2 separate regions of the Homo sapiens genome follow, and region 2 is linked to region 1. Evidence: chromatin loops called from intact Hi-C (ENCODE). Cell type or tissue: Caco-2. All regions are shown on one strand.

Region 1 (2,500 bases):
TTATTTTCTGTAGAGATGTGGCCTCACTATGTTGTCCAGGCTAGTTTGGAACTCCTGGGCTCAAGCAATTTTCCCATCCCAGCCTCCCAAAGTGCTGGGATTACAGGCACAAGCCACCTCAGCCAGTCCAAAAATATTTTTCTTAAATCATACTCTCACAAAAACGTTTTGTCTCACTCCACTTCCAAAGTGACTCATGGAAGCCGTGAAAACCAGAACCAATAATAGTAATGGGATTAAAAATAAATAGAATTTATTAAATATCTACTGTGTCCCAAAGTGGCATGTGTTTCTTTTCTTCTTTTTTTTTTTTTTTTTTTTTTTTTTGTAGAAATGGGGTCTCACTATCTTTGCCCAGGCTGGTCTGGAACTCTTAGTCTCAAGCAAGCCTCCCGCCTCAGTCTCCCAATGCACTGGGATTACAGGCATGTGCTGCCCAACGGTGTTTCCTGGACTCAAACTTGCTTTGATGTCTCAGGTCTGCATCTACAAACTACTGGATGTTGAGAAAGTCCTGTAACTTTCCCATGCCTCAGTTTCCTCATCTGTAAGTGGGATGACAAAGATACCTATCTTGTAGGCTTGTTGTGAGGATGAATTGAGTTAGCTTATGTAAAACGCTCAGAAAAACACATAGCATGTTGTAAGAAGACAGAAGTGCCTGCGGCTATCATCAAAATCTCACAACCTTGGTAATACACATTTTTACATCTGAGGAAAACATCTGAGGCTTAGACCTAAACTTGCCGCAGGTAACTCATTAGAATGTGGCTGGGGCGGGGGACAGTGGTGAAGGTTCCAACCCAGGTGTGGCAGATTCCAGAGCCTGCGGTCTGAACCAGCCCCTGGTGACCTTTACCCCGAGAGCGGAAGAAAGGCAAACAGGCGGAAGCCCACAGCCGAGGCCATCGCGCTGCGCATGATCCGTGGCAACCGTCCTTCCTTGACCTTTGCCCACTGGAAAAGCCAATCCCAAGTCAGCCTGGGGTAAAGGGGCGGGGCCTTGTGGTTGGCATAGCAACAGACATGGGTCAAACTCACCTGGGGGTTAGGGCGGGGTTGTTTGTCACTAAGGAATCATTGCTGAATGACACTACAGTGGAGAACCAGAGCCCCGGGCTTTTCTAAACAAACAGCCCTGGTCACTGCTGAATTCAAAGTGTACTGCCGGGGCCGGGCGCGGTGGCTCACGCCTGTAATCCCAACACTTTGGGAGGCTGAGGCAGGCGGATCACGAGGTCAGGAGATAGAGACCATCCTGGCCAACATGGTGAAACCGAAACCCCGTCTCTACTAAAAATACAAAAATTAGCTGGGCATGATGGCGGGCGCCTGTAATCCCAGCTACTCAGGAGGCTGAGGCAGGAGAATCACTTGAACCCAGGAAGCGGAGGTTACAGTGAGCCGAGATGGTGCCACTGCACTGCAGCCTGTCAACAGAGCAAGACTTGTCTGGAAAAAAAAAAAAATGCGCACCGCCGGGCCCGCCTCCCTCAGCACCCAATGCTGGTCGGAGCCCTCGGGCAAACAAACTACCTCCTGCATCCGGGAACTTACCCTCCAGGCGGAAGGAAAGAATGCGGGGACAGAGACCTGTCCTGGGAGAAGCTCCTTAGGAGATGAAGGAGCACCGAAAGATGCCTGACGTTTTTACGACTCCTCTTTCATGTTTGTGTCCCATCTCTTCTCAGAAGAATTAGCCATGTTTTGTGAATTCCAGGTGCCATCTTCAAAAACACCCTTGGATTCTAGCCAATCACCAAAATGGCAGAGACGGCCACCTGAGACCAATTAGAATATCCACACCAGTGGAAGAGAGCTCCAGTGGTAAATTTCCTAGATGTACAACTATTGATTTCATGATGTATTGTTCCATAAGGTGACTTTAAAACAGGACAAAAGTCATGATTCGTATCTTTGTTTCATCTTGTCGTTAATATTATATCTGGTAATTTTCTTGAAAACATAAGGACTTATTTTACAAATTTGTATGCTTTCATAAGTACTTCATTGTAACTTTAATAGTAAATAAACTTTGGCTTTATTAAGGTGTAGGAGAGAAAACCCTACGAACAGAAATAAAACAATTGTGATGAATCATTCATTAATCCCTGGGAGAAGCAGAGTGGGCGTACTGTGGGCTTAGGCTCACTAAGAAGGACCTGGATTCACATCCTAGCTTTGTCCATTGTATGTGGCCTTGGGCAGGTCTCATAAGCCACACTCCTTTGCAAAATGAAGATAACAATATCTACTTCTGAGAGCTGTTTTCAGAGGATGAAAGTGCATAATAAGTGCCTTATCTTACACATGGCCCAGTCTTGGCTCAAAAATGTTACTTTTCTTTCTTGAATATCCCCACTTCCTCTTGAACAGCCTCCCCCAAGGCAGTTAGTTGCTCATCTTTCTCCCTAATCCCCAGATAATTTGTTCTGAGCAGAATAATTTTTATCCCGGTAGCTTAGAACAGTGGCCAGCCCACAACAAGTACTTGGTGTCT
Region 2 (2,500 bases), 150 kb before region 1:
TTGTATGTAACATCATGCTGAAACTGGCTGTAAGAAAGCCAAGTTTTAAATAGTTTTAATAGCTAATTCTTCCGAAAACCCAGAGTTGTAAAGAGGAATAGAAACAGAAATACCACTAAAACTACTTCTCCATAACTTCTACCTACTGTCCCTAATTCTTCCCCTGGGAGTCACATAACCTCAAATGTGTACTTCTACATACTCCTTAGAAATTATTACTCTTAAGTAAATCCAAAGTGGTGGTGTTTTGTTCAGTCCGTTCAAGAAACAAGAGACAATACATATCTCTCCTGAAATACATCTTTTGCAGTTTAAGGAGCCTCAGTTTTTCTGAAAGTTACTCAAACACCCTGCATCCCAAGCTCTTTGCTAGCACTCCTTTCTGATGATCCATCCCCAGGCATCAGCATCTGGAACTGAGTCCTTTAGTCCAAGCGTAGTCTGACCAACATGAGGAGAATGAGTCTAAGGCTATCCTCTCACTGGACCATTCCCTTCATACTTCCTAAAATACATTTCTTGCTTGTTCATCACACTGTTGACTCATGTTAATTTTGCAGTCAACCAAATATTTGAGTCTTTTTCACACGTGCTGTTGAGGAATCTTTATCCCCAAGTAATAAAAGAAGACTCCATTATATAACTCCCTAGTCTACAGACTTCAAAAGAGAATTTTAAGCATGTTTGGGCCTTGAGCAAAGCACTGAGATAAAAAGTTGAGGGTGAAGGAGTAGCAGACAGTACTATCCTCAGCAATTAGAGGAGGAGTTCTTTCTTTATAAAGGAAGGCATCTCAGCTGGGTTATACCATAGTCCAATTTCCACAAACAGGGAAGGAAAGAATTCCCTTTTACTGAGTACCGACTGGGTGCCAAGTCTAGGTTAGGTGCTTTATGTGTGTTTATCTCGGCTTTCGTGCTGATAACATCATTGGGTCAAGGTGCAGTGTAAATAAAGAAGGATGTAAATAAATGCTAGGTAAAGTTATTCCCATTTTATGTATGAGGAAACAGAAATTCACAGCATGACTCGCCCCAAATGATACAACTAAAAAGTAATGGGGCCTTGTTCAACTTCTGCACTCTCAGCCAGGAATGAATGACTACAAGTAGAGAGGAGGCAGCAGGCAACAAGAGCAATTGGATGATGCTTTGTGGTTTAATGAAGGACAGGACTTTCACCTACATTAACTCTTTTGGATCACCTGCTCCACCTACCATAAGAGGCTGATTCTCACAACAGCCTCTTATGGTAGGTGGAGCAGGTGATACAATCTTTATTTTACATAAAGATTACAGGGCTCAGAGAACTGAGGGACCTACCCAAGGTTGCCCAGCTAGCCAGTGGTAGAGACACTTTGACCCCGGCTTTCTGACAGCAAGCACCTCTTTTGGCAGCAGGTATGGGGCAAGGAGAACAGCAGGGACCTGGGGCAGGTGTTGACAGATCAATGTGGACATGGGGAAAAAAGCCCCAAAACCCCTCACCAAGGAAATGTAATGCTCTGTTATTTATTTAAAAAAAAAAAAATTTTTCTCAAGCCTTTGAGATGCACAGAAGAGGCCTGGCGTGGTGGCTCATGCCTGTAATCCCAACACTTTGGGAGGCCAAGGCAGGTGGATCACTTGAGGTCAGGAGTTTGAGACCAGCCTGGCCAACATGGTGAAACCCCATCTCTGCTAAAATACAAAAATTTAGCCAGGCATGGTGGCTGGCACCTGTAATCTTAGCTACTTGGGAGGCTGAGGCAGAGAATTGCTTGAACCCAGGAGGCAGAGGTTGCAGTGAGCCAAGATCACACCACTGCACTCCAGCCTGGGCTACAGAGTGAGACTCTGTCTCCAAAAACAAAACAAAACAAAAAGAAGATGCACAGAAGAAAGCAAGCCCAGTGTATTAGTCTGTTCTCACGCTGCTAATAAAGACATACCTGAGACTGGGTAATTTATATGGAAAGAGGTTTAATGGACTCACAGTTCCACATGGCTGGGGAGGCCTCACAATCATGGCAGAAGGCAAAGGAGGAGCAAAGTCACGTGTTACATGGCAGAAGGCAAAAGAGCATGTGTGGAGGATCTCTCCTTTATAAAACTGTCAGATCTCATGGGACTTATTCACTATCATGAGAATAGCACAGGAAAGGCCTGCCCCCATGAATCAATTACCTCCCACCGAGTCCCTTCCATGACACATGGGATTTGGGTGGGGACACAGCCAAAGCATATCACCTAGGTCGATGACAGAAGCAGCAGAGGTGCCTAGGACAGAACACATCACTCCTTCTGCCACAAGCATGTGCTGGAAATGCCTCCAGTCAAGTATCCTTAGAACAATCGTTTTCCCAGCTATTTAAACTCCACTGAAGTCAAGCACCAGCTTATTCCAGGCCAGGCTTTGCCTGCTAATTAACAATTCACCTGCTGGTTACTAGTTCCCACAGGGCCTCAAGTGAGACCAAATCCCCCAGCTGGAAGGTCCTCTTTTTTTTTCCAGCACTGCT

What was found. Hi-C counts contacts between places; a loop is a spot of excess contacts. Peaks named below come from ENCODE experiments on the same cell type or tissue, not always from the same donor. Only the 100,000 strongest peaks of a DNase experiment are listed, where the experiment ranks them.
Region 2: a loop joins it to region 1, with 4 times the contacts of the local background. A loop is called at or near these places in 3 of 110 quality-filtered maps.

What each region holds. Positions count from the first base shown.
Region 1 is chr12:93,313,825-93,316,324 of GRCh38, forward strand. The region is part of intron 2 of LOC643339 (a long non-coding RNA gene); the gene reads right to left. Among named protein-coding and RNA genes, the nearest start is that of NUDT4, 63 kb to the right of the region's middle. RefSeq lists an enhancer at 785-929 and a cis regulatory region at 850-863. In Caco-2, no CTCF peak of the experiment used is centred here; DNase peaks (open chromatin) are centred at 947 and 1,557; H3K4me3 peaks cover 1,430 bases.
Region 2 is chr12:93,163,322-93,165,821 of GRCh38, forward strand. All of the region lies in intron 3 of LOC643339 (a long non-coding RNA gene), which reads right to left. Among named protein-coding and RNA genes, the nearest start is that of LINC02412, 9.8 kb to the right of the region's middle. In Caco-2, no CTCF peak of the experiment used is centred here; a DNase peak (open chromatin) is centred at 955.